2 separate regions of the Homo sapiens genome follow, and region 2 is linked to region 1. Evidence: read pairs that join two places in POLR2A ChIA-PET (ENCODE). Cell type or tissue: HCT116. All regions are shown on one strand. Each heading gives the region's core, and the rest is flanking DNA. Links, peaks and the distances in the headings are about the cores only. Region 1 overlaps MED18 (mediator complex subunit 18). Region 2 overlaps EYA3 (EYA transcriptional coactivator and phosphatase 3).

Region 1 (15,197 bases), core at 4,643-8,642:
TGGAAACTGCTATGGGAAGCATGCAGGAGTGATGCAGGGTACAGGCTTGTATGTGTCTTTCCAATGACTATGTTGAGTTATTGTCCACCTGGAGTGCTGGCTGGCTGGCCCCATTTCAGCTGCAGCGGGACTGTTGATTAACCTCACTGAGGTAATCTCATGGGGAAGAATTCAGCGCTGGGTCTCCATGCCTGGTTAGTTTCAAGATCAGCCCCTGGAATGAACTTTTTTCTTTTTTTTTTTTTTTTTGAGATGGAGTCTCGCTCTGTTGCCCAGGCTGGAGTGCAGTGGCATGATCTCAGCTCACTGTAACCTCTGCCTCCTGGGTTCAAGCGATTCTCCTGCCTCAACCTCATGAGTAGCTGGGATTACAGGTGCCCGCCACCACCACGCCTGGCTAATTTTTGTATTTTTAGTAGAGACAGGGTTTCACCATGTTGGTCAGGCTGGTCTTGAACTCCTGACCTTGTGATCCACCCACCTTGGCCTCCCAAAGTGCTGGGATTACAGGCATGAGCCACTGCACCCGGTCAGCCCCTGGAATTTCTAAATGAACATATACTCAGATAGGTGTGCATGGTACAACAAAGTGTCAGGTGGGAAAGGGAGGGAAGATAATTCTAAAATAGGTTTCAAGGCTACATCTTAAAATTAAGAAGGAAGGCCAGGTGCAGTGGCTCATACCTATAATCCCAGCACTTTGGGAGGCCGAGGTGGGTGGATCACCTGAGGTCAGGAGTTTGAGACGAGCATGGCCAACATGGTGAAACCCCGTCACTACTAAAAATACAAAAATTAACCAGGCATGGTAGTGGCTGCCTGTAATCCCAGTTACTCGGGAGGCTAAGGCAGGAGAATCACTTGAACCTGGGAGGCACAGGTTGCAGTGAGCAGAGATCACGCTATTGCACTCTAGCCTGGGCAACAAGATCGAAATGCGGTCTCAAAAAAAAAAAAAAAAAAAGATTAAGAAGGAAAGGAGGAGAAAAAAACAAAATACATTTTAAGGCTGAGATACTCAGTTAAAATAATAATAATTTTAATGGCTGCATAATATTCCATCAAATGGGTTTGCCAAAATTTATTTAACTGCTTCTCTCTCTTTTTTTTTGTTTTTGTTTTTTTTGAGACGGAGTCTCACTCTGTCGCCCAGGCTGGAGTGCAGTGGCATGATCTCGGCTCACTGCAACTTCTGCTCCCCAGGTTTAAGCAATTCTCTGCCTCAGCCTCCTGAGTAGCTGGGATTACAGGCACGTGCCACCATGCCCAGCTAATTTTTTGTATTTTTAGTAGAGACGGGGTTTCACCATCTTGGCCAGGCTGGTCTTGAACTCCTGACCTTGTGATCCACCCACCTTGGCCTCCCAAAGTGCTGGGATTACAGGTGTGAGCCACCGCGCCCGGCCAAATGCTTCTCTGTTTCAAGATTTTTATTACTAAGAAATATAAGTGGCTGGGCGTGGTGGCTCAGGCCTGTAATCCCAGCACTTTTTGGGAGGCCGAAGCGGGCGGATCACCTGAGGTAGGAGTTGAAGACCAGCCTCGCCAACGTGGTGAAACCTGGTCTCTACTAAAAATACAGAAAAATTAGCTGGGCGTGGTGGCAGGCACCTGTAATCCAAGCTACTCAGGAGGCTGAGGCAAGAGAATTACTTGAACCCGGGACGTGGAGATTGCAGGGAGCCGAGATCACGCCACTGCCCTTCAGCCTGGGCAACAAAAGCGAAACTGCATCTAAAAAAACAAAAAAAAACCCCATTTTAGGGCCAGGCATGGTGGCTTATGCCTATAATCCTAGCATTTTGGAAGGCTGAGGTGGGAGGATCACTTGAGGCCAGGGTTCAAGATCAGCCTGGCCAACCTAGCAAGAGTAATGGGTATACTTTTTTTCTTCAAGAAATACCATACCTAAAATAGTACCGTAAACCTATTTTGAAATCAATTTGTTTGACATCTCCCCAACCCACCCCAAAAATCCAATGATTACTTGAACAATGCTAAAGTGTTCATTTATCAAAATAAATACTTTGAAGGAAACTACTTATTTAAATGTTTATCTTCTGATATATTTGTTTGTTTTTCTAAATTAGTCTTGTCAGTTCATATTCATACCACGGAGGACAAACACAGAAACAATTATAGTCAACTTGACGAAAGGCCAGTGTGATGACTCACATCCTGTCTCTGCCTCTAGAGTTAAATGTTGGTTCTTTATCCTTGGGCCCCATATTTGATCTGTCAAGAAACTGTTGGCTGGGAACTCCTGAGGTCAGGAGTTCGAGACCAGCCTGGCCAACATAGGGAAACCCCATCTCTACTAAAAATACAAAAAATTAGCTGGCCATGGTGGCTGGCGCATGTAATCCCAGCTACTTGGGAGGCTGAGGCAGGAGAATCGCTTGAACCTGGGAGGCAGAGGTTGCAGTGAGCCGAGATCGCACCACTGCACTCCAGCCTGGGTGACAGTGCAAGACTCCGTCTCAAAAAAAAAAAAAAAGAAACTGTCATTGCCTAAAAGCATCCTGGGGATCCTTTCTCATTTGAAAAAAGAGGAGATCACTTTTCAAAGGAGATGGAGAAGGCTGACTCCTCCTTCACACTCATATACTGGCCACAGGGGCTAACAAGCATGGCACAGGCAAGGTGGAAAATCCCAGACATCCTTACTCCCCTACTAAAGCAACACTCTTTCTCTGTTTTATGTTTTCTTTGTGTGTGTTGTTGTTGTTATTGTTTGAAATGGAGTCTCACTCTGTTACCCATGCTAGAGTGCAGTGGCGACATCTTGGCTCACTGCAACCTCAACCTACTGAGCCCAGGTGATTCTCCCACCTCAGCCTCCCGAGTAGCTGGGATTACAGGTGTGTACCACCATGCCCCCCTAATTTTTGTATTTTTTTGTAGAGACAGGGTCTTGCTACGTTGCTCAGGCTGGTCTCAAACTCCTGACCTCAAATGATCCATCTGCCTTGGCCTTCCAAAGTGCTGGGATTACAGGTGTGAGCCACTTATTAACGTTTTGAAATATTTACTTTCATACCATTATATCTATGTACATGTACTATAAAAAAGTAGCATATTAACATACTATTTTAAAGCTTTTCTTACAATAATTACAATTTATATGTATATAATGTTTACTCTAGGCCAGGTACTATCCCAAATGTTATTACATATAATAACTCATTTAAACCCCATGATAACACTATAAAGAAGGCACTATTAGTATCCCATTTAATGATAAGGACACTAAGGCAGAGGAGTTAAGTAATTTACCTTAGGCCACACAGTTAATAAGTTAACTATCTGGGATATTTTTCCATTAAATTCATTTCTACAAATTCTTTTTGTATAGCTGTATCTTATTATATGGATGTGCAGTTTCATTTAATTATTCCATTCCCTTTTATTAGACATCAAGATTATTTCCGCTAAGCATGGTGGTGCACGCCTATAACCCCAGCACTTTGGGAGTCTGAGGAGGGAGGATTGTTTGAGCCCTGGAGGTCAAGGCTGCAGTGAGCCATGTTGGCACCACTGTATTCTAGCCTGGGCAACAGAGCGAGACCCTGTCTCAAAAAAATAAATAAATAAAAAATGGAAAATTATTTCCATTTTTTGCTAAATCACACACATCACTAAGATAAGCATCCTTATACTAAACCTTTGTGAAAATTCTTAATTATTTTCTTAGGCTAAATGAGCTTAAGAAGAGTTGGCATTGATTTTTATTTCCTCCAAAAATGTACTCCTTTCTCCATGTTCTCCGTGACCTTAAATGTTGTAAATTTTAACATTTTTGCCTAGAGCAACTTTTTTTTTTTCTGTGACGGAGTCTCGCTCTGTTGCCCAGGCTGGAGTGCAGTGGCGCCATCTCGGCTCACTGCAAGCTCCGCCTCCTGGGTTCACGCCATTCTCCTGCCTCAGTTTCCCGAGTAGCTGGGACTACAGGCACCTGCAACCATGCCCGGCTAATTTTTTGTATTTTTATTAGAGGCAGGGTTTCACCGTGTTAGCCAGGACGGTCTCAATCTCCTGACCTTGTGATCCACCTGCCTTGGCCTCCCAAAGTGCTGGGATTACAGGTGTGAGCCACCGCACCCGGCTACCTAGAGCAACTTTTTAAAATTTGTTTTTTCAGTTCTGAGAAATAAATTAGAGTACTAAAGCGTGAATGGCTTCTTCAGAGTGAAAAAGCCACAGCTGGCCAGGCACAGTGGCTCACACCTGTAATCCTAGCACTTTGGGAGGCCAAAGCAGGCAGATCGCTTGAGCCCAGGAGTTCAAGACCAGCCTGGCCAACGAGGCGAAACCCTGTCTAAAAATTTTATCTAAAAATACAAAATATTTAGCTGAGCATGGTGGTACATTCCCAGCTACTTGGGAAGCTGAGGTATGAGAATCGCTTGAGGCACGAGAATTGCTTGGGAGGCAGAGGTTGCAGTGAGCCGAGATTGTGCCACTACTCTCCAGCCTGGGTGACAGAGTGAGACTCTGTCTCAAAAATAAAATAAAATAAAATAAAATAAAAAAATAAGCCAGGCATGGTGGCTCACGCCTGTAATTCCAGCACTTTGGGAGGCCGAGGGGGGTGGATCACCTGAGATCAGTGGTTTGAGACCAGCCTGGCCAACATGGTGAAACCCTGTCTCTACTAAAAATACAAAAAAATTAGCTGGGTGTGGTGGCGCATGCCTGTAATCCCAGCTACTTGGGAGGCTGAGGCAGGAGAATCGCTTGAATCTGGGAGGTGGAGGTTGCAATCAGCTGAGATTGCGCCACTGCACTCCAGCCTGGGCAACAGAGAGAGACTCTGTCTCAAAAAAAAAAAAAAAAAAAAGGAGAAAGCCATGGTCAAAAAGCTACCCCCTTTCCACAATTTCCTCCTGCTTACTACAGATGCTGAGCCTCATGGCGTACATACCACCTCATTGAAGAGGAATGTTAACCTGGGACAAACCAGCTTACACAGGCAAGATTCTTTTGGTCTCCAAGTCAGCATTCACAAGTTCACTCACTCATTCACTCAACAAATATTTGAAAGGTCAATTATATGAGTAGTACTAAGCTAGGTAGGGGTTATGGGGTTCATAGAAATAAAAAGTATTTAGAACACTGCTAAATAAAACATTTAACACAGTGCCTGGCATAAATATTTATTTATTGATCAATTATTATGTCCCAGGCACTGTGCTAAATGAGTAGATTATCTCATTTAATCTCTACAACAATCTCTAGGAACAGTCTATGATCATATGCATTTTGCAGACAAGAAAACTAAGGCTTACGGAGGTTTACCCAGCTTGAACAACATACATGCAGTGGAGTTTAGATTTAAACCTAAGATTCCAAAGTTTGTGCTCTTAATCATTATGCTATACTACAAAACACAGCTCCTCTCCTTAGGAAGCATACAGTCTTGCTAATAATACTAAAATTGGGCCGGGCATGGTGGCTCATGCCTGTAATCCCAGCACTTTGAGAGGCCAAGGTGAGCAGATCACTTGAGGTTGGGAGTTCGAGACCAGCCTGACCAACATGGAGAAAGCCCGTCTCTACTAAAAATACAAAATTAGCCAGGCATGGTGGTGCATGCCTGTAATCCCAGCTACTCGGGAGGCTGAGGCAGGAGAATCCCTTGAACCTGGGAGGTGGAGGTTGCAGTGAGCCAAGATAATGCCATTGCACTCCAACCTGGGCAACAAGAGTGAAATTCCATCTCAAAAGACAAAAATTAAAAATAAAAAATAATAAAGTCAGATAGTAATATGAAAAAAAAGGCCGGGCACGGTGGCTCACGCCTGTAATCTCAGCACTTTGGGAGGCCAAGGCGGGTGGATCACAAGGTCAGGAGATCGAGACCATCCTGGCTAACAAGGTGAAACCCCACCTCTACTAAAAATACAAAAAATTAGCCGGGCATGGTGGCAGGCTCCCAGCTACTCGGGAGGCTGAGGCAGGAGAATGGCGTGAACCCGGTAGGCAGAGGTTGCAGTGAGCCGAGATCGCGCCACTGCACTCCAGCGTGGGTGACAGAGTGAGACTCCATCTCGAAAAAAAAAAAAAAAAAAGAAAAAAAATAAAGAGGCTGGGTGCGGTGGCTCATGCCTGTAATCCCAGAACTTTGGGAGGCTGGGACAAGTGGATTGCTTGAGGTCAGGAGTTCGAGGCCAGCCTGGCCAACACAGTGAAACCCCAACTCTACTAAAAATATAAAAATTAGCTGGGCATGGTAGTACACGCCTGTAATCCCAGCTACTTGGGGGGCTGAGGCAGGAGAATCGCTTGAACCCGGGAGGCGGAGGTTGTAGTGAGTCCAGATGGTGCCACTGCACTCCAGCCTGGGCAAGAGAGTGAGACTCTGTCTCAATAAAAAAGAAAAAAAAAAGATAAAGGGATAGAGAGTAGAGAATGACAGAGAATGAGTTTGCTACTTAATTCTGGATGGTCAGGGAAGCTTCTCTGACATTTTAGCAGAGACCTAAAAGGTGAAGAAAGCCAGCCACACTGAATTCTGGGCAGGAAATGTTCCATGAAAAGATGTTGGTTCTCTTCCAAATTAATCAATACATATTCAATGAAATTCCAATAAAATTCCAGTAGTAATGTTGAGAATCTACAACTTACTCTAAAATGAATATGAAAGAATAAAGGCCTATGAAAACCCAGTCTATATTTGTGTTGTTGTTGAGACAGGGTCTCAATGTGTCACCCAGGCTGGAATGTAGTGATCTCATCACAGCTCACTGCAACCTCAACCGCCCAAGCTCCAGAGATCCTCCTACCTCAGCCTCCCACATAGCTGGAACCACAGGTGCATGCCATCACACCTGGCTAATTCAAAAAAAATTTTTTTGGAGAGATAAGTTCTTGCTATGTTGCCCAGGCTGGTCTTGAATTCCTGGCCTCAAGTGATCCTCTTGCCCCGGCCTCCCAAAGTACTAGGATTATAAGCATGAGCCATCATGCCTGGATGCTAGATCTATTTTCTTTTCTTTATTATTATTTTTTGAAATATTACTACACTATAAGTCTATTTTAGAGGACAAAAAGGTAAGGGTACCTGCCCTATTGGTAGAAATGGCTCTACTATAAAGCCATAACAATAAAAACATTGTGTTGCGGGCACTGAAACAAAGAAATAAAAAATGAAATAGAATGGAGAGCTTAAAAATAAAGTATATACGAGGAAACCTAATATGTAACAACGGTAGCATCAGAAAGCACTGAAAATTGTTTTTCAGATGGTGGTAGAAAAACTAATTCACTGCAAGGAGAAGAAAGCTGGATTTTTACTTGAAACCACCTAGAAGATAGACTCCAGATGGATTAAAGACCTAAATGTGAAAGTTAAAACTATAAAGCTAAGAAGGAAAATCTGTTCCCTAAGGGTAAATGAAGACTTCCTACACAAAATTCTATGCCGGGCGCTGTGGCTCATGCCTCTAATCCTAGCACTTTGGGAGACTGAGGCGGGAGGATTGCCTGAGCTCAGGAGTTCGAGACCAGCCTGATCAACATAGTAAAACCCTGTCTCTACTAAAAGTAAAAAAATTTAACTGGGCGTGGTGGCATGCACGTATAGTCCCAGCTACTCAGGAGGCTGAGGCATGAGAATTGCTTGAACCCGGGAGGCAGAGGTTGCAGTGAGCTGAGATCCTACCACTTCACTCCAGCCTGGGCAAAAGAGTAAGACTCTGTCTCAAAAAGAAAAACTAAGGAACAAGATTCCAAACCATAATATAGTCAAAATTTAGGATCTCTGCTTAATTAATGACATCACAGATAAAGTTAACAGAAAGGTGACAGACTGAGAGAAGATATTTGCAATGTTTTAAGCAAAGGATTAATATCTAGAATATACAAAGGTTCTGCAGATCAATACCATTGAAAATAAAATATAAAAAATGGGCAAAGAATATAGATACCTTAGTTTCACATACTAAAAAAGTCTATATACTGTTACATACAAAGAAAGAAATGAAAAGATTCAAATGTAATTATAACCAGAGACAAGCAAATCAAAACAACCAAGAGCTGCCATTTTACATCCATCAAACTGGAAAAAACTAGAAAGACGGGTCATGCCACATCACACCAACTGGTGAGGATGTGGCTATGAGTTCTTGTTCACTAGCAATAGGAAAGTAAATGTTACAGACATTCTGAAAAGTAACCTGCAATAGTTGGCAAATGTGAGCATGCTCATAGCTATACAGCCCAGGGGATTTTTTTTTCTTTTTTTTTTTTGAGACAGAGTTTTGCTCTTGTTACCCAGGCTGGAGTGCAATGGAGTGATCTCGGCTCACCGCAGCCTCTGCCTCCAGGGTTCAAGCGATTCTCCTGCTTCAGCCTCCTGAGTAGCTGGGATTACAGGCATGCGCCACCACATCTGGCTAACTGCATTTTTAGCAGAAACGGGGTTTCTCCATGTTAGTCAGGCTGATCTCGAACTCCCGACCTCAGGTAATCTGCCCACCTCGGCCTCCCAAAGTGCTGGGATTACAGGAGTGAGCCACTGAGCCCAGTCTTTTTTTTTTTTTTGAGATGAGGTCTCTTTCTGTTGCCCAGGTTGGAGTGCAGTGGCGCAATCTCAGCTCACTGCAGCCTCCGCCTCCACCTCCCAGATTCAAGCAATTCTCCCACCTCAGCCTCTCGAGTAGCTTGGATTACAGGGGCATGCCACATGCCCGGCAATTTTTTGCATCTTTAGTAGATATAGGGTTTCACCATGGTGGCCAGGCTGGTCTTGAACTTCTGACCTCAGTTGATCCACCCACCTCGGCCGCCTGAAGTGCTGGGATTACAGGCATGAGCCACCGCGCCCAGTCATCCAGGGGAATTTTTATAACAATCTACGAATTTGCTTATTTTAGCATTTTTTATGGTAGTGAAGAGTTGCAGGCAATCTCAGGTGTTTTTGTTTTTGTTTTTGTTTTTTTTGAGACAGAGTCTCGCTTTATCGGCCAGGCTGGATTGCAGTGGCACAATCTCAGCTCACTGCAACCTGTCTCCTGGGCTCAAGCAATTCTCCTGCCTCAGTCTCCTAAAGAGCTGGGATTACAGGCGTGTGCCACCATGCCCAGCTAATTTTTATATTTTTAGTGGAGATGGGGTTTCACCATGTTGGCCAGGCTGGTCTCAAACTCCTGACAGGTAATCTGCCTGCCTCGGCCTCCCAAAGTGCTGGGATTACAGACATGAGCCACTGTGCCCAGCCAGGTTTGTTTTCTATTGTTGTTGTTGTTTTTAATAGATACAGGGTCTCGCTGTCCCTGAGGCTGGAGTGCAATGACACCATAATAGCTCTGCAGCCTCAACCTCCTGGGCTCAAATGATCTTCCTGCCTCAGCCTCCCAAGTGGCTAGGACTACAGGCCTGTGCCACCATGCCAAGCTTAAAAAAATTTTTTTTTTAGAGATGGGGTCTCACTATGTTGTCCAGGCTGGTCTCAAATTCCTGGCCTCAGGCAATCCTTTCACCTGAGCTTCCCAAAGTGCTGGGATTATAGGCATGAACTACGCACCCAGCAGCAATCTAGGTTTCTATGATATAAAGGGACTAAATGAATAAAACATGGTGGATACACAGTGATTACGTGTCTAGATTGTGGAGATGATCTGCCTGATTTGAAATTCAGGCTCCACCACTTACTAGTTCTGACTTTGGACAACAGAAAAAAGAAATTTGAAGTTGGTTGTAGTGGCTCATGCCTGTAATCCCACCATTTTGGGAGGCCAAGGCAGGCGGACTGTTTGAGCCCAGAAATTTTAGACCAGCCTGGGCAACGTGGTGAAACCCTATCTCTACAAAAAAATGCAATAATTAGCCAGGTGTGGTGGTGCATGCCTGTAGTCCCAGCTACCTGGGAAGCTGAGGTTGGAAGACCACCTGAGCCTGGGATGTCGAGGCTGCAGTGAGCTGTGATTGTGCCACTGCGCTCCAGTCTAGGCAACAGAGTGAGAAGACTATCTGAAAAAAAAAAAAAAATTGAGAAACCTCTCTGTATAACCTCATCTATAAAATGGAAATAATAACAACTCACAACCCTCATACAGTTGTTATGAGAAGTACATGAGTTGAAACATTTAAAGTACCTGTCATGGCTGGGTGCGATGGCTCAAGTCTGTAATTCCAGCACTGTGGGAGGCCAAGGCAGGTGGATCACCCAAGGTCAGGAGATCAAGACCATCCTGGCTAACATGGTGAAACCTCATCTCTACTAAAAATACAAAAATTAGCTGGGCATGGTGGTGGCCGCCTGTAATCCCAGCTACTCGGGAGGCTGAGGCAGGAGAATCGCTTGAACCCGGGAGGCAGAGGTTGCAGTGAGCTGCGATTGCATCATTGCACTCCAGCCTGGCAACAAGAGCAAAACTCCCTCTCAAAAAAAAAAAAAAAAAATCAAAATTAGCTGGGCGTGGTAGCACATGCCTGTAATCCTAGCTATCCAGGAGGCTGAGGTAGGGGCATCGCTTGAACCCGGGAGAAGGAGGTTGCAGTGAGCCGAGATGGCACCACTGCACTCCACCCTGGGTGACAGAGCAAGACTCTGTCTCAAAAAATAAATGAATTAATAAATAATAAAAATAAAGTACCTGTCATGGAGCAAACACTATTTAAACACTAATACTTTTATTAGTATGAAAGCATATGCAAGTTGGAAGTTATGAGTTAGATTTACATAGAGTAACAAGTACATATCAGGCCAGGCACAGTGGCTCATGTCTGTAATCCCAGCATTTTGGGAGGCTGAGGCAGGCAGATCACTTGAGTTCAGAAGTTCGAGACCAGCCTGGCCAACATGGTGAAACCCCCTCTCTACTAAAAATACAAAAATTAGCTGGAAATCACCTGAACCCAGGAGGCGGAGGTTGCAGTGAGCTGAGATCATGCCATTGCACTCCAGCCTGGGCGACAGAGCAAGACTCTGTCTCAAAAAAATAAATAAATAAAAGCTCTATTGTTACACAGCTTATAAAAGCAAAAAAAATGGGATCAAACTGAAAATCATAGAGGATTCAATTAGATAACTTATAGCAAATCCATATGATGAAATAGAAATAGCAATTATAATTGTCAATATTTAAATACCAGCTCTGCCAATCAGTAGCTGTATAGCTCAGGGAAAGTTAATTAATCTATATGTACCAGTTCTCCTGTTTACAAAACGGGTTTAACATACCTGAAGCACTTAGGATAGCACTGACACATAACAGGAACTCAATAAACTAGCTTTAAAAAGAAAAAAATTTTGGCCGGGTGCGGTGGCTCATGCCTGTAATCCCAGTACTTTGGTGAGGCTGAGGTAGGGAGTTCGAGACTAGCCTGACCAACATGGTGAAACACCGTTTCCTTCTTCTTTTTTTTTTTTTTTGAGACGGAGTCTTGCTCTGTCGCCCAGGCTGTACTGCAGTGACGCGATCTCAGCTCGCTGTAAGCTCCGCCTCCCGGGTTCAAGCAATTCTCCTGCCTCAGCCTCCCGAGTAGCTGGGACTATAGGCGGCCGCCACCACGCCCGGCTAATTTTTGTATTTTTAGTGGAGACGGGGTTTCACCGTGTTAGCCAGGATGGTCTTGATCTCCTGACCTCATGATCTGCCCACCTCGGCCTCCCAAAATGCTGGGATTACAGGCGTGAGCAACGCGCCCTGCCCGAAACACCGTTTCTTAAAAACACAATGCCACTGCACTCCAGCGTGGACAACAGTGAGACCCTTTCTCGAAAATAAAAAATATAATACAAAAAATTAAGGCCGGGCGCGGTGGCTGACGCCTGTAATCCCAGCACTTTGGGAGGCCGAGCGGGGCGGATCACGAGGTCAGGAGATTGAGACCATCCTGGCTAACACTGTGAAACCCCGTCTCTACTAAAAATACAAAAAATTAGCCGGGCGTGGTGGCGGGCGCCTGTGGTCCCAGCTACTCGGGAGGCTGAGGCAGAAGAATGGCGTGAACCCGGGTGGCGGAGCTTGCAGTGAGCCGTGAGTGCGCCACTGTACTCCATCTCAAAAAAAAAAAAAATTAGCCGGGCATGGTGGCCCATGCCTGTAATCCCAGCTACTTGGGAAGCTGAGGCAGGAGAATCACTTGGACCTGGGAGGTGGAGGTTGCAGTGAGCTGAGATCATCGCAGTACTGCACTCCAGCCTGGGCAACAAGAGCGAAACTCTGTCTCAAAAAAAAAAAAAAATTTTTTTTAACAAAAGGGGAGTGTAGACAAATGTCCTGGAAAGATGTTAATGATAGATGAATGGGAAAAAAGGGTTATAAACCAGTATATATGGAATCTTTTTATAAAATAAACACATTTCATATACATAAATTTATAAAAAAATAAAGACTAGATGGATATATACCAAAATAGAACTAGTACTTCTCTTTGGATAATAGGTGTTATTTTCTATCTGTACTATATTTTAAAAGTTTTCAACAATAAATATGCTACTTTTATGAAAGGTGAAAACTCTCATCCTCATCTCTGCCACAATTAAAACTAGGAACTGTCATTTTTTTTGCTTCAACTGGTAATGAATCTACCCCAAATTTACAGGGTAAGGGAATAAAGAATCAGAATTACACAGACATGTCTCTTCATTGGCTTTATTACCATGTAACACAAGCTCACAGCCTCTAATGTTACCAACCTTATACACAAATGGCCAAACAAGAAATTGTCCTTTCCAAAAGATAATTTATTCTGGTTTCCCCTCTTCATTTTTATTTTTTTTTGAGACGGAGTTTCGCTCTTCTCACCCAGGCTGGAGTGCAATGGCGTCATCTCTGGTCACTGCAACCTTCACCTCCTGGGTTCAAGCGATTCTCCAGCCTCAGCCTCCCAAGTAGCTGGGATTACAAGCGCCTGCTACCATGCCCGGCTAAATTTTGTATTTTTCGTAGAGATGGGGTTTCACCATTTGGCCAGGCTGGTCTCAAACTCCTGACCTTGGGTGATCCACCTACCTCAGCCTCCCAAAGTGCTGGGATTAGAGGTGTGAGCCACTGCGCTTGGCCCGGTTTCCCCTCTTAATACAGTGGGATTAGATAGATTCTCCGTGACATCCTGAGCCTTTAATATAGAAAGGCTGTCATGAAAGTGAAATCGCCACATGAGGAGAACAGTGCAAAGAACCAATTAATTCTCACCATCCTCTCCCTGAAGGAAGAATGCCTGCCTGGCAATGGTGAAATGGGACATTTAAAACATATTTTTTTGGCCAGGCGTGGTGGCTCATGCCTGTAATCCCAGCACTTTGGGAGGCCAAGGTGGGTGGATCACGAGGTCAGGAGTTCGAGAATAGCCTGACCAACATGGTGAATCCCCATTTCTACTAAAAATACAAAAATTAGCTGAGCATGGTGGCATGTGCCTGTAATCCCAGCTACTCAGGAGGCTGAGGTGGGAGAATTGCTTGAACCCAGGAGGCAGAGGTTGCAGTGAGCCGAGATCGTGCCACTGCACTCCAGCCTGGGAAACAAAGCGAGACTCTGTCTCAAAAACAAAACAAAACAAAAACCAAAAAAAGCAAACATATTTTTTCAAACAAGTAAGGATAGGCCCCAAATGTGGACAGATCCTCTTAGTCACATGAGCCTCTTGGGGTCTATTTTCTCTAGGTGAACCAGAGGTTTTAGCTGTTCTGCGAAGTTCTTCATGTCATCAGAGACCATGTCCTGCCCAGCGGGTGCTACCACACTTAATTCCACGAGATAGGAGAGTGACAAGGCCTCAGTGCTGTCTGTGTTCCCTGGCACCAGGATGCGGAAAATCTTGTACACCATAATCTTCATGATGCCCTTACGGAACAAATGTCCCTTAGCAACAAACTCATGGTCCATGCGGAAGCCCATTTCCATCAAGAAGTCGGTGAGGTTCTCAGATGTGGCAATGTCCACGCAGTTTCGCACCAGGGCATGGCGGTTCTTGTCTCCCATTTCTGGCTGTCCCAGGTAGCGCAGATGCCAGGGTGCCCCTGCCCTGTCCATAGAGCGTCGGGCCCTGAGAACAAATGGGCTGGCTTGCTGGCCCTTAAGGAGGAATACCATCTCATGGTCAAGGAAAGTCTCAGGTTCCATGTTGTCACACAAACCACGAAGGCGGTGGATGAGGCTTTCCAAACTGTGATCTAAAACACTTCCTGAAAACGGAAAAAGCACCACTGAGTCCTGTCTTTCATTTTAGGTCATGGAGTTAGTATACAATTGAAAAAACTTAAATGAAAAACCAAAACAGTTTAGTGAAGCATTTCATAAAACATACAGCCAAACATGAGATTTTACAGAAATTACACTACCAAGGTATTGTATAACGTTGTGAGAAAGTTATTTTCCTTTTCAATTTTTTTGGAATTTTCTTATTTAGCACTACAAAGTCTTTAGGCCTCTTCTAATGCTCATCTCCAGCAGGCCTGGGGCTTAGAGCCTTTAATCAGCGACAGTGTCTATCTAGAATGTAATAATACTGTTTTAGTTATGTATTTATTTATTTTTGTAGAGTTGGGGTCTTACTATGTTGCCCAGGGTGGTCTTGAACTCCTGGCCTTGGTCTCCCAAAGTGTTGGGATTACAGGCACAAGCCACCATGCCCAGCCAATAACACTATTTTGTTGTTATATATTTTAACAATTGCCTTCTATTTCCAACAAATCAAAGTCTTCCATTTATAGAAGAAATATAAAGTCTCCCCCGCTTTTTTTGAGACGGAGTCTAGCTCTGTCTTCAGGCTGGAGTGCAGTGGTGCGATCTCAGCTCACTGCAACCTCCACCTCCTGGGTTCAAGCGATTCTCCTGCCTCAGCCTCCTGAGTAACTGGGACTACAGGCGTGTGCCACCACGCCCAGCTAATTGTTGTATTTTTAGTAGAGACAGGGTTTCACCATGTTGGCCAGGATGGTCTCGATCTCTTGACCTCGTGATCCGCCTGCCTCAGCCTCCCAAAGTGCTGAGATTACAGGCATGGAGCCACTGCACCTGGCTAAAGTTTCCTTTTTATCAGGAAAAGTTTTCCTCTTCTGTATGTAAGTAGAAGAGAGTGAATTGCTTCATAGAATCTTCATCCTCTTGGCAACATCTGACATAATTGTTACAGTAGATTATACCCACTATGAAATCTATTCTTCCCTTGGCCTCTGAGACACAACTTTCTTGTCTTCACTTAACTTGCTGACCATTCCGTTTAAGTCTTCTTTGCTTGGTCTC
Region 2 (15,197 bases), core at 4,140-8,139, 320 kb after region 1:
TTCTCTGCAGCAGGCTCTTGATGCTTAAAAGTACTTGAGAAACTTGGTAGTTGTTGGCATAGAGCAGTGGACTGGGAGTCCTGTAATTAGGGTTTGGTTTCCTTGTTTACTATGAGCAATAGTGCTGTGGAGTCAAACCATTGGATCATGCTGCCTATTATCTGGAATTCTGGGAGGGTTGCTTTTAGAGGAAGATGATTTGCATGTCTGAAGAGCCAGGTCTACAGTGATGCTGGAGGTACTGTCTGTATTGTTTTTTATTCCTCATAAAATAATTATATATTAGACATCTACTTTATGTTTCTGGCCAAAGATATTCAAAACTAGCTAGCTATCTCCTACTTATTTTGGACATTTGTGTTCTAATTTTTGATCTTATAAGAGGGAGACTATCAAAACATTCTCAGTTGATACTATTGTTATTAATAAGGTATTATTTTCATATAGTGTAAAAATAAACATGTTTATAAATCTACCACCTTAGGGTCAAAACCTATTTGGAAAAAGAAATCACAGTGATGACAATAAATCTGAAAGTTATTGTGACATTGAAATAGCAATTTGTTTACCAAAAAGTGTGATATACAATCAGCAGGAATCATAGCACTGATACTCACATTTTACATCATAAATGTTTTAAAAATGACATTCTCAAATATTTTTATTGTTGAAAATCAGACATGGCAAGAATCTTAATTATGGCTAATCTGGACAAGACATTTAAATGATCATGAATTATGATGGGGCAAACGCTTCTAATTCATGCTAGCGATGTCAGTATTCCTCAGTCTCTTAAAATAAGTTATTTCATGTGATTAATAGATGAGAAAAGAATATTACATTTTCTTTTTATGCATTAAGAGTTTGGGGCAAAGCCAGGCACGGTGACCCATACCTATAATCCCAGCACTTTGGGAGGTCAAGGCAGGAGGATCATTTAAGGCTAGGAGTTTGAAACCAGCCTAGGCAATATGACAAAACCTTGTCTCTGCAAAAATACAAAAAGTAGCCAGGCGTAGTGTGCCTGTGGTCCCAGCTATTCGGGGGTTTGAGGCAGGAGGATCCCTTGATCCCAGGAGGTTGAGGCTGCAGTGAGCTATGATTGCACCACTGCCCTCCAGCCTGGGCAACAGAGCAAGACCTTGTCTCAAAAAAATTAAGAAGTGATTATCATATCCCACTGTTGGTCTTTTTAAGACTTTCATATTTCTCTTTACTATTCCTAAATGTACTTATCAACAAATTGGACAAATCTGAGTTGCACTGAAGTATCTCAGTGCCCTGGTGAAGCAGAGGTTCTCATTCTCAAAGTATTGTATTTTTAATTGCATATATGTGTTCATTGGCTATAAATTCAATCACTCCTAGTTTATCAGAGTAGGAGCAAATAAATGAGATGAGTTAATGTTGAGTTTGAAGTCATGGCTAACCTTAGTATTGATATCATACATGGAATGTGTTTGGTTGATGAACCTTCTTAGACCTAATTATCAGCTTCAACTACACTAACCCAGTAACCATAGCTATTCAGAACACAGTGAACAACCAGGCATTAAGATTTTTGGGGCCTGGCATGGTGGCTTGTGCCTGTAATCCCAACACTTTGGGAGGCTGAGGTGGGTGGAACTCCTGAGGTCAGGAGTTCGAGACCAGCCTGACCAACATAGTGAAACCCCATCTTTACTAAAAATACAAAATTAGCCAGGCATGGTGGTACATACCTGTAATCCCAGCTACTAGGGAGGCTGAGGCAGGAGAGTCGCTTGAACCCGGGAGGAGGAGATTGCAATGAGCTGAGATCATCGTGCCACTGCACTCTAGCCTGGGCAACAAGAGCGAAACTCCATCTCAAAAAAAAAAAAAAAAGGATTTTCTTTTTAAAAGTAGGCTTTTGTGTAGCCAAAATTATCACCAAAACCATGCACTTAAGAGTGTTTCACTCATAAAGAATATCCTTGGACTCTCATGCAGATGCAAAGCTTTGTTTATGGTTGCCTAGTTTATTGCAAATTAAAAGGCAGATACTGCTAAGGAAGTCAAGAAGTGACAGACCACAGAGGAAAAACAGTGAAATTAGAACCTAAAAATCAGAACTATAATTAAGTTATATTTAGTACTAAACAATTGTCTTTACACATCACAGTAGCCTCTGCGGTATCTCTGTAATATATGTAGCACAGCACAGTTTTTATTTTTGAAACAGTAACTGAGAAAATCTAAAGGTATGTGTGCTATTTCCTCCTTGCTCAGAAGGCAGGAAGGGATATAAATATATTTTAGAAAGATTGTTACTCAGGAGCATTATGATAAAAAGAAAATAAAAATGAACAGCTATGATGTTTGTCAGTATGAGATAGATTTATATGTTCTGACTTGGAAAGATGAATCTTAGAGGTATTATGTGGAAAAGCAAATTATGTACACTATGTATAACACAGTCCTTGGCTGGCAGTGGCTCATGCCTGTAATCCCAACACTTTAAAAAGCCAAGGTGGAGGATTGCTTGAGGCCAGGAGTTCAAGACTGGCCTGGGCGACATAGCAAGACCCCACCTCTACAAAAAATTAGTCAAGTATGGTGGCACACACCCATAGTCTCAGCTACTCCTGTAGCTGAGGCATGAGGATTATTTGAGCCTAGGTGACAGAGGAAGACCCTGTCTCTTAACAACAACAACAACAACAAAAAATCACAATCCCATTTTTGTTAAAAAGAAGATTAGTGAATACATAGAAGAAATCTGGACTGAGTGTAGTGGCTCATGCCTATAATCCCAGCACTAAAGGAGGCTGGGGCAAAAGTATCGCTTGAGGCCTGGAGTTCAAGACCAGCCTGGGCAACAAAGCAAAACCCTATCTTATTTAAAAAAAAAAAAAAGAAGAAGAAGAAATCATCTGGGTGACTCTTCTGCAAACTGTTAATAGTGGTTAAGTCTGGATGATGGGATTATATATGACTGTATTTTTTTTCTAAATTATGTATTTCTGTAATGTTTTTAATTTATAAAAATAAGCAGGTATGTCTTTCCTAATCGGAAGAAACAAAAGTAACAAAATAACCAGCTTAAGAAGGCAGAGAAGTATTTAATATATTTTAGAAAAATTTGGTCCTTGTTTAATGGGTAAGTGAATTTTAAACTTATATGGAATGTCTCCTACCTTGACAGTTTGGATAAATTATTTATCACTGTACATGAACATCAGGCACTCTTTATAACAGATACTCCAGTTGGGTGTCAATAACTCTTTTTTTCTGAATCCTGGTCAATTTCCCCCAGTCATTGAAATGAATTTATATACATATTGGGATTTGTGGCAAGCTTTTTGTTTCTTTAGCCTCATCCCCTAATTCTTTGAAAGTGTTATTTGCTTGTGATATATTACAAGTGGGAGATTCAATAATTTTCTCTTACAAGCAAATTTATTTTTGTTTTAAGATTTAGATTTTAAACCTACTGGCTGATATTTGAAAGCATAACCATGCTCCTCAGTCCCAGTGTATTGTTTGTAATTGGTCCAATTTATCTGATTCAGGTGCATTGTGGCCAGGTATGAAACCTGAAAGTGGTTTAATTCAGACTCCATCTCCAAGTCAACACAGTGTTCTTACCTGCACTACAGGGTTAACCACAAGCCAGCCAAGCCCAGCACATTATTCTTATCCCATTCAAGGTAAATAGGCATGGTTGTGTGTGTGTTTTAAAATTATTATTATTGTTTCTTGTTTTTAATCTACCTGTATCTCCAAACAAACAAATTGGATAATACAGGAGCTCTGTCTTCTAAAGTAGAAAGGGGGTGATACTTGGATTTGTGCATGCTTTTTGTGTTAGGCAAACCACAGCTTAGGAGTGTGGTTTATAAGTAGTTTAGCCTTTGAATGTGAGCTGCTTAATAGAATTGAAGCCTTCCCTTTTGCATGTTGGTGTCCAGAAAACGCCTTGATTTTGTTCTAGTCTATTTTCAGTGGCATTTTGTCCTATAAATGAGCAGAAGACTCCATGGGTTGGAATTTTGCTGACCTGTATGAATTGTCATAGCAGTATGTGAGGTGTGTGCTGCTTTTCTGCTGTGTCTTTTGTCACACTTATACCCCATTTACTACTTGATGAGAGCATTTCTCTTGCTCAAGAAGTTCATTCTTATTTCTCTTTCAGGATAAAAAGCATAGTATTAAAGCTTAAGCTCTAAACATCTTTACCTTCCAAGTTCTTCCTCTAACAGAGTTAGAATTATGACAGGACTATTAGGAAAGAAAACAAAAAACTCAAAAGGCACTATGGAGTTAATTGCCTATTCTTCCAAATCCAGGGCAGGCAATTTGTCATTGCTTCAGACTGGGACTAGTATCCTTGTACCTGGCTTCTCATCTGCCTCTTTTCTCCTGATATTTCCCAGCTTTTAAATTTTATTTCTTATAAAATAGATAGTAGAGGGATTAGTATGGGACCTCAAAAACCTATCTGAAGTACTCTTAATGTATAAACTTTGGTGATGAAAAAAAGTTTTAATATAGGTTAATTAGATTTTGATTTTCAGTTTTAACTGTTTTCAGAAATGTTTGAAAACTACTTCTCCTTGGTCTAGTGGAAACAGAACTGGTCTCTATGTTCTGAGACCTTACTCTGAGCTACCTTTACCTCCTGTTGTTTACCAAGTCTCCTCTTTTCTTCACTTGTTTCCTCTTCTTTTTTTTTTTTCTCCCCTTGTCCTCTCCCCCTTCTTTCTTTCTAAGATGGGAACAAACCAGGAGGGAGAAACTTGAAAGAATGGCTTTGCCTGTCTTCTCCACCACTCCCTTTCATTTTTATAGAGTATTTCTCTATGGTTTTTTGTTTTGTTTTGTGACAGAGTCTCACTCTGTTGCCCAGCTGGAATGCAGTGGCGCGATCATGGCTCACTGCAGCCTTCACCTTCCGGGCTAAAGTGATCCTCTCACCTCAGCCTCTCCAGTAGCTGGGACTGCAGGTGCACACCACCACACCCAGCTAATGTATTCTATATTTTTTTAGAGGTGGGATCTCACTATATTGCCCAGGCTGGTCTTGAACTCCTGGGCTCCAGCAATCCTCCCACCCCAGCTTCCCAAAGTGTTGAAATTATAGATGTGAGCCACCACACCTGGCCTAGTATTTCTCTATGTTGATAGGCCTTTTGGGTTCAACCACAGGTAAGTCTAGTTGCCAAGTCTCTTCTAAACAGGTATATCTGATAACTTACACCTAGGTTGTGAAAGAAGACCAAGGGTTCTCTTAATGCTCTACCAAAATGTAAAACCACCATTCCTCTGTAGTTATGTCTAGAATTTGAGGAATGTGATAGCTGTGCTTATTTCTCCCTTGTAAAACAAGAGGAATCACCTCTTTGGGGTCTGTTAGGACCCATTGCTTTAAGAGTCATGAGGCTGGGCGTGGTGGCTCACGCCTGTAATCCTAGCACTTTGGGAGGCCGAGGCAGGCGGATCACCTGAGGTTGGGAGTTGGAGACCAGCCTGACCAACATGGAGAAACCCCGTCTCTACTAAAAATACAAAAGTAGCCGGGTGTGGTGGCGCATGCCTGTATCCCAGCTACTCGGGAGGCCGAGGTATGAGAATCGCTTGAACCTGTGAGGCGGAGGTTGCAGTGAGCCGAGACTGTGCCATTGTACTCCAGCCTGAGCAACAAGAGTGAGACTCTGTCTCAAAAAAATAAATAGAAATTTAAAAAAATGGAAGAGTCATGAAAATATCCCTTAAACTTCACTAACCACCATTCTTATTTGTTATCTGTTAGAACATTTTTTCCTTTGGATTGGCTAACCCGGTTTCCTTCATTTTGCTATTAATGACAATTGCAGGTATTTATGAAGTGCTTACTGTGCTCTTGACATTTTTCTAAGCAGTGGATAGATGTTGCACACGTAATCCTCACAACAACCCAAACCTCATTTTAGAGAGGGAGAGCCTGAGGCACAGAAAAGCTAAGTAGCTTATCCATAGTCACAGTATTAGCAAATAATTAAGGCAGGACATTAGCTGGGCATTCTGACTCCAGAGCATGAGTACAATATTTATGCTTTTCAGTATTGAGGTCATAGTATCAATATCAACTCTCCCATAATTGAGAACCTTTGCTAACAAATATCTAAATTCACTTCTCCTCCCTTTTTGTGGTTAATCTATTGGCCCATTTTATTGTTCATTAGCACAGGGTAGAAATTAAGGCAGAAGTTAACCATTAAGTTATCAATTTTTGCCATTTATTCTGATGAAAAAATTGTTAGGAAAACAATGGGCTAAAATGAAACGTGGGTATTATTGGTATTAAATTACTTAAGTTCACCACTATCAATATTACTCTCCTCGCTCCTACTTTTCCCTTTCCTTTTAGCATGGATAGTGAATGTTAGCTATCCAGGGCTGTTTCTTTCCCCCTGCATAACTACCCAATTTTTTTAAGTGTTCAAAACACCCCAAGCATTCTGCAGTTGACAGCAGCCCATCCTCCCTGGGGGAGTTAGGGAAATTATCTCAAAAACCTAATCTGCTTCTGGCTTGATTAACTCTAAGCAGAACCTTTTCTTTAGTTTGTACTTCAGTGGTACCATAATGAGAAGAGACTGCCTTTGTTTGCTCATAAAAATGTTTTGAATGAGTAGATCTGACTTCTGTAGTATCATCCTTTTCCTAGAGTATCTTGTGACTATGTGGCCCTATCTTTGGTCATTTTCTTCAGCTGAGATGTTTTAATTGGTTAAATAATATTCAAGTGGCAAAATTAATTTCAGAAATTTCAAAATTAATTTTAATTATATATATATTTTGAGACTGAGTCTTGCTCTGTCGCCCAGGCTGGAGTGCAGTGGCATGCTCTCGGCTCACTACAACCTTTGCCTCCTGGGTTCAAGGGATTCTTGTGCCTCAGCCTCCCGTGTAGCTGGGATTAGAGGCACCCACCACCACGCCCAGCTAATTTTTGTATTTTTAGTAGAGACAGGGTTTCATCATGTTGGCCAGTCTGGTCTCGAATTCCTGACCTCAAGTGATCCACCTGCTTCGGCCTCCCAAAGTGCTGGGATTACAGGCATGAGCCACTGCGCCCAGCCTAATTCAATCTTTTAATGAGTGTCTTTGTACTCTAGTATCATTGGTAACACACAATAATCTATCTCTGACCAGGAGATTTTTAAAAAAATTTTTATTAATAGATGTTTTTGTTTGTTTGCTTGTTTGTTGTTTTTTGAGACGGAGTCTTGCTCTGTCACCCAGGCTGGAGTGCAGTGGCGTGATCTCAGCTTAATACAACCTCCACCTCCCGAGTTTAAGCGCATCTTCTGCCTCAGCCTCCTGAGTAGCTGGGATTACAGGCACATGCCACCATGCCTGACTAATTTTTGTATGTTTAGTAGAGATGGGGTTTCACCATGTTGGCCAGGCTGGTCTCAAACTCCTCACCTCAAGTGATCCGCCTGCCTCGGCTTCCCAAACTGTTGAGATGACAGGTGTGAGCCACCGCGCCTGGCCTAGACTTTATTTTTTATTAATAATTTTAGATTTACAGAAAAGTTGAGCAGACAGTACAGAGAGTTCCCATATATCCCTCCTCCTGCACAGTTTCCCATTATTAACATCTTACGTTAGTATATTACACTTGTTACAATTAGTGAACCAGTATTAGTATGTTATTATTAACTAAGTCCGTTGTTTATTCAGATTTCCTGTGTTTTTATATGATGTCCTTGTTCTGTTCCGGGATTCCATCCAGGATACCAAATTACATTTAGTTATGTCTCCTTAGGCTCTTCTAGACTTTGTAGTTTCTCAGGCTTTTCCTTGCTTTTAATGACCTTGACAGTTTTGAGGAGTACTGGTCCAGGTATATTTTAAGATGCCCCACTCTTAGAGAATTTATCTGATGTTTTTCTCATTATTACGCTGGGGTTATGGATTTTAAGGAGGAAGGTCACAAAGGCAAGGTGCCATACTATCATCATTATTTATGACTGTTGATGTTGACCTTGATTACCTAATTGAAGTAGTGTTTGTCAGTTTTCTCCATAAAGTTACTCTTTCCTCCCTTTCTGTACTGTATTCTTTAGATAGAATTCACTATGTACAGCCCACAGTTAAGGAATCATGCTGCCCCTTCTTTAGGGTAGAATATCTACATAATGTATTTGGAATTCTTCTGCCCAGATTTGTCTCTTCTCCCCAGTTTGTTGATTTATTCAGTCATTTTTTTGTGGACTCCTAGATATTTAATTTATACTTTGGGTTATAATCCAATACTACTTTATTTATTTTGTTCCAGTTTGGCCACTGGGAGCTCTTTCAGTTGGCTCCTATGCCTTTTGACATACTCCCATTTTTTTAGTTTTTGGTTTTCCCCCCCCCCCCCACCCAGCACTTTCTTACTTCCTGGCACTACAAGATGCTCCAGGCTCATCTTGTATATTACTTATTCAAGTCCTATTATCAACCATTTTTTTTAAGGAATCCTGGTTCCTTTTATTGGAAAAAATGGTATTCAAAACCAAGATTTGGGCTTCCAGCCTGGGCAACAAGGCAAAACCCCATCTCTACAAAAAATATAAAAATTAGCCAAGTGCAGTGGTGCGTGCCTGTAGTCCCAGCTACTTGGGGAGGCTGAGGTGGGAGGATCGCCTGAGCCTTAGGAGGTCGAGGCCTCAGTGAGCTGTGATCGCACCACTGAACTCCAGCCTGGGTAACAGAGTGAGACCCTGTCTCAAAAAAAAGATCTGAGCTTGAGGGGTGCTAATTGCTACTGAGGTGTCAGGTGACATTTATTTTAGGCTTTCTCAGCTGACAGAGCAAACAAATATATGTAGGTATACTAACCTATGTAAATACACATATCTATAAATATTTCTGTATGTCGTAATCTGTATCTGTGTTGAGTTAAACATGAATTCTTACTGATTTCTTGAGCTCTGATCCATTATTACATAGATCATTCTAAACCCTGTCCCTTATTGATCTGAAAATCTCCACTCCAGCAATGAGAATCTTTTAGGCCGGGCGCGGTGGCTCATACCTGTAATCCCAGCACTTTGGGAGGTGGATGCAGGCAGATCACGAGGTCAGGAGATCGAGACCATCCTGGCTAACATGGTGAAATCCTGTCTCTACTAAAAATACAAAAAATTATCTGGGTGTGGTGGTGGGTGCTTGTAGTCCCAGCTACTTGGGAGGCTGAGGCAGGAGAATGGTGTGAACCCAGGAGGCGGAGCTTGCAGTGAGTCGAGATCGCGCCACTGCACTCCAGCCTGGGCGACAGAGCGAGACTCTGTCTCAAAAAATAATAATCTTTTATTAGGAGATTTTTATTATTTTGATTTACTAAGCTCCTTGTGTGGAGCAGTGCTTGCACATAGTAGGCACTCAATAAATATTTGATAAAGGATTAAGTGAACGAATGACCCACTTAGGCAATCAGTTTTAACCAAAATATGTACAGCTTCTACTGGATCAGGAATTGTCAGTTATATTAGTCACATAATGAGAGTAAGTTTTAGGAACCCACCTGTCAGCCTTTAGCAGAAAATAATGATTTTAGGCTGGGCGCGGTGGCTCATGCCTGTAATCCCAGCACTTTGAGAGGCTGAGGTGGGCAGATCACTTGAGGTCAGGAGTTTGAGACCAGCCTGACCAACATGGTGAAACCCCGTTTCTACTAAAAATACAAAAATTAGTTGGGAGTAGTGTCAGGCACCTGTAATCCCAGCTACTCGGGGAGGCTGAGGCACGAGAATCGCCTGAACCAGGGAGGCAGAGGTTGCAGTGAGCCAAGATCATACCACTGCACTCCAGCCGGGGTGACAGAGTGAGAGTGCATCTAAAAAAAAAAAAAGAAGAATGATTTTGCCCTTCACACTTAGTGCACACAAGATAGATGTATATGAATCCCACAAATATTTATTGACCATCACCTGCTGTATGTCAGGTGCTTTGCTAGATGCTGGAGATTATAAGACAGCAGGATTCTGCCTTTTTGGAGCTTACAGACTAGTGGGGTGCGGGGGAGAAAACAAGTGAGTAAATACATAACAGATTTTGAACAGTGCTCTGAAAAAAAAATTGATCACTGTGATTAAGAAAACAGAAAAGGTCTTGGTTTTAATAGGTCAAAAAGACCCTCTTTGAGGAAGTGAGTCATGCTGAGGAGCCATCATGCTGGGAAGGCAAGGGGGTTGGAGAGAACAGTCTAGGCAGAGAGAACAATATTGCAAAAGTCCTCAAATGATAAAGAGCTTGTCCGGTTTTGAGTAACTTAAAGAAAGACAGTGTGAGCAAAGGAGGTGAAGTGACATGATCTAAAATTAGAGAGGTGGGTAAAAACTAAATCTTGCACAAACTTTTATGTGCCATTAATGCTTGAATTAAACTTTTAACTTTGTAGCACTATCACTTGGTGCAGCTGTGCCACTTACCATTCTGTAACCGTGGTCTTCTGTTCAAAGCTTTATCTGTATATTGTCTGTTTTAAGCGGACATCTAGTGGGGCCTGGTTCTCAAAAGTGGTGTCTTTCAAGTTTTTGCAGCTCCATTGTCAAAACAGGAGTGAAGGCTGTCCAAAAACAGTTGACCATGCCATTAGCATTTGGAGAGCTAGCAGCCTTTAGATACATAATAATAGGAGCCAGCACTTGAGTTTTATTTGATTCTCTAAATTTGTAGTTTTTGTTGCATAGTTCATTGTTGCTGCTTTTGTTTTTAAACCTGCAATTGAATATTATTTTTATTCACACACACACACACACACACACACACACACACACACACACACACACACGATGATCTGTATTTTTTTAAAAGTGCCTGGCTTTTTAGTCATAGCTGTATGTGGGGTAGGGCAGGCAGTGGTTGTATACATTTTTAGGCGAGTTTGCCTTGGGTTCTATGGTGGTTATAAGAGCCTAAAAAAATTACTTAATTATTGACTAACTTCCCTCACTAGAATTTAAACTCCTTGAGGGCCAGGACTTTGTCTTACTATTTTATCCTTCAGTGGCTGAAATGGTTTCTAGGCACATAGTTGACCCTGATATACTTAATGGGTTTGCTGAATGAATGAGTGGCACATGTTAGAAATAATTTGGCTTAGTTGGAGAAAAAAGTGTTATTAAGCCCTATGAACTTTCTGGGTCAGCAGACCAAGTTCCCCTATAATAAAAGCCAACTATTGCTCAGAGAAATTTGTGATTTTAATACAGTACTTGTTAAAAACTCAGAGTTATCAACTAGCTAATCAAGCCATTAAACTTTCTAGCCGGGATATAATAAGAGTTTATGGCTAGTTGTTTTTAAGGTCTACCATTTTACCTCCAGTACAATTCATTAAGTGGTTTGAAAATTGTTAGATTTGTAAAACCACCTTGTCAATCAGAGTACATTTTCCCCCATAGAGATCAGATATGACTGAGTTGTACCTCCCACCATTATTAAGTTATGGAGAAGTAGCCGGGCGTGGTGGCTCATGCCTGTAATCCCAGCACTTTGGGAGGCTGAGGTGGGTGGATCACCTGAGGTCAGGTGTTCAAGACCACCCTGACCAACATGGTGAAACCCATCTCTACTAAAAAAAATGCAGCATTAGCCGGGCTTGGTGGTGCATGTCTGTAATCTCAGCTACCTGGGAAACTGAGGCAGGAGGATTCTTGAACCCGGGAGGCGGAGGTTGCAGTGAGCCGAGACTACCATTGCACTCTAGCCTGGGCAACAAGAGTGATACTCATCTCAAAAAAAAGAAAAAAAGGATATGGAGAAGGTAGGACAGAATTAAAGATCAATAGGTGAAAAAGAGGATTGTATGCCAGGACCAGGGCCAGAAGAAAACTGAACTAAAAATGGACTTGCTGGGGAAGATAAATGATTAAATCAATTCTTTATTTTATTTCCCACCTTAAATCACCTGTGTTCAGTTTTATTGCAGGCCTGCCTAGGATAATGTACTGATAACAAAATCTGGAAACCATTCAAAATTCTTTTCCTACAAGAATGGTTAAAACCATTTACAGAGTCAGTTACCCTGTATATTGTCATGTTTTGATGCTTCCTCTTAGGAAAAAGGATGGCTTAAGCCACAGTAGGAAAGAAGGTGAATATTGGTTGAAAGAAAATACCTTCTGTAAAGCTATAAAACCTATTTCATTTAGTTGTTATGTTTAGGAAAGTAAGCCCTTAAGAGTCCTTTAGTTCCCCTGAAGCAAAACGTGCTATAGAAAATAAAGTTACTCTGGATAGTTAGGAAATTTGTTTTTGTTTTTGTTGTTTTAATTTTTTTTAATTTATTTTTTGAGACTGAGTCACTCTGTCGCCCAGGCTGGAGTGCAGTGGCGCGATCTCAGCTCACTGCAACCTCTGCCTCCCGAGTTTAAGTGATTCTCCTGCCTCAGCCTCCTGCATAGCTGGGATTACAGGTGCACACCATCACACCTGGTTAATTTTTGTATTTTTAGTGGAGATGGGGTTTCATCATGTTGGCTAGGCTGGTCTCAAACTCTTGACCTCAGGTGATCCACCCACTTCAGGCTCCCAAAGTGCTGGGGTTACAGGCGTGAGCCACCACGCACCTGGCCATAGTTAGGGAATTTGAACCCTAGCTTAGCTGCTGACCCTGAGGAAGAAGCACTGGATGAAGAATTGGGAGATCCAAGTTGTCATTTTGGTTATCTTCCATTATTTTTGCTGCTGTGGACAAGTTACTTTAATTCTTCTTTGTCCTAGGTTCTTCATCTTAAAGCTGGGGTTGCAGCAATAGCTGTAACTGAACTTACTGTCTTCTGGATTGTCTTCTAAGCCGAGTACCCTTAGGGAAAGGGATGAAAATTATCTAATTTTGACCAGAGCACTTAAGTTTCTATTGCATTTGTTCTCCTGCCCTGTTCTCAATGGAAGTTTTCTTACTAATTTTCTCTCTGGGGGACTTTGTTAATGGGGCAGGTAGTCAGTTAGTCAGGTCTACCTGATGGTGAACCCATATGGTGTGTGTACCTGCAGTAGGAACCATGTCTAAGTGTGTTTATGATAAATGAGGACAAGGAGTTTGAGAACAGTACTGATAATATCAGTTACATTGTTCACCTGAGAAAAGTCACTGGTTAGTGCTAGTCATTGAGATTTTGATTAAAACCCTAGTAGAATGAACCTATGACAGAAGAAGTATAAAACTTAACCCAAATTACTTGTCTTTATTTTTATTGTTTTATGTGAATGGAAATCAGCATTTTCTTTCTTTTTTTTCTTTTTTCTTTTCTTTTTTTTTGAGACAGAGTCTTGCTCTGTCACCCAGGCTGTAGTGCAGTCATGCGATTTTGGCTCATTGCAACCTCCACTTCCTGAGTTCAAGCGATTCTCATGTCTCAGCCTCCTGAGTAACTGGGATTACAGGCCCGTGCCCACCATACCCAGTTCATTTTTATATTTTTAGTAGAGATGGGGTTTCACCACGTTGGCAAGGCTGGTCTCAAACTCCTGGCCTCAAATGATCTGCCTGCCTCGGCCTCCGAAAGTGCTGGGATACAGGCATGAGCCACCACACCTGGCCTCAAATTACTTAAGACAGCCCAAGTATCATATAAGGTACATTTTTATCTGACCAGAGTAATATTTAATATTTTCTGAGTTTTTCCAGGCTCATTGTTAAAGTCTCTAAATGCTATGTCATTGTGTTTATTGATCCACATTAGTAATCTATTATTTGAGTAGAACTCAAGAAGCAATTCTAAATGCTTTGGAATTTGGAGGACCAGCTCTATTTCTCATGTAATTATGTTGTATTAGGAAAGGCGTAACTTGGGGCAAGTGACAGCAAACAATATCACAGTGTAAGATTTACCAGAGTTCTACTGCTTTACAGTAGGTCACATTGCAGGTGAGTCATTTTTCAGCCTCTGGAGAAGATGGGCTGGAGGAATTGGATTTAGCTGTGATTTCATTGATATTATTAGTATGAGCTGTGAATTGAATATATATCCTTTTAGGCCTTTAATAAGAAGAATTGAAGACTCAAGTTGAAACAGAAAGATGTTTCAAATGTTTTGTTTTTAACCAAGTGTAAATGTAGCTATCCCACACAAAAAAGCAAAACGAGTGTTTGTTTCCTTTGCCAATGTTGTTTATCTCCTTATAAATCTGTTCACTTAAAACACATCTATTTTCAGTTTCTTCTAACCTTTTACATAATATCTTTAATATCTTTTAACCCCATCAATCCTCTAGCTTCAAGCACAAATGCCAGCCTGATATCTACTTCTTCTACAATTGCCAATATTCCAGCAGCAGCAGTAGCCAGCATCTCAAACCAGGTATGATGCTACCTTTGTTCATCCTGTTTGATAGAGTTCATCCAGCTTGCTCTTTCTTCTTTCCATGGTCAATTTGCCTATCTAAGAAACAACCAGGAATAGTATGGGCTGTGGAGACTTTTTTCTGGATACCTTCAGAACTCGGACCCTGGATGGCATCTTAGGTTACTGTCTAGTTTTTGTTGTTCCTCTGCTGGGTCTCTCTAGAATATGGTTATGTCTGTTTCTTTACTGTATTTGTCTTCACTTCCTACTCTGCCCCTACTAGAATGTAAGCTGCATGAAGGTAGGGATTTATTTTTCTGTTTTGTTCATTTACATATTCCCAGAGTATAGAAAAATGCCTGCCACTTACATCAAAGGCACTTGATAAATATTTATGGAATGAACAACTCATTCTTTATGAATTTTTTGTGGTCTATTCTTGATCACTGTTATGTTAACTATGCTTAGGAGATCACTGGTAACACCTTCAGTGTTCTAGAGTTTTTTATTTTTGTTTTGATTTGTTTTCTCTACAGCAATTATCATCACCACTGTCTCCTTGGATCTTTTCCTGGCTACAGTTAACATTACTATTCTGGTTATTATACTGGTTTTGCTTTTTTTTTTTTTTTTTTTAAGATGGAGTCTCACTCACTCTGTCGCCCAGGCTGGAGTACAGTGGTGCGATCTTGGCTCACTGCAACCTCTGCCTCTCAGGTTCAAGTGATTATCCTGCCTCAGCCTCCTGAGTAGCTGGAACTATAGTCATGTGCCACCATGCCCAGCTAATTTTTGTGTTTTTAGTAGAGATGAGGTTTCACATGTTGGCCAGGCTGGTCTCAAACTCCTGACTTAGAGTGAACCGCACCCGCCTTGGCCTCCCAAAGTGCTGGGATTACAGGTGTG

Evidence for each region. Peaks named below come from ENCODE experiments on the same cell type or tissue, not always from the same donor. Only the 100,000 strongest peaks of a DNase experiment are listed, where the experiment ranks them.
Region 2: POLR2A ChIA-PET joins it to region 1 with 7 read pairs; 2 of 35 experiments call an interaction of 5 or more read pairs at or near these places.

The regions. Positions count from the first base shown.
Region 1 is chr1:28,333,357-28,348,553 of GRCh38, reverse strand. It overlaps MED18 (mediator complex subunit 18), which reads right to left. Exons shown (of 3, transcript NM_017638.3): 3 at 12,589-14,137. The coding sequence ends at 13,584. Among named protein-coding and RNA genes, the nearest start is that of MED18, 12 kb to the right of the region's middle. In HCT116, for the core only: no CTCF peak of the experiment used is centred there; a DNase peak (open chromatin) is centred at 6,786.
Region 2 is chr1:28,016,263-28,031,459 of GRCh38, reverse strand. It overlaps EYA3 (EYA transcriptional coactivator and phosphatase 3), which reads left to right. Exons shown (of 18, transcript NM_001990.4): 7 at 3,534-3,671; 8 at 14,221-14,306. Among named protein-coding and RNA genes, the nearest start is that of XKR8, 64 kb to the right of the region's middle. In HCT116, for the core only: no CTCF peak of the experiment used is centred there; no DNase peak of the experiment used is centred there.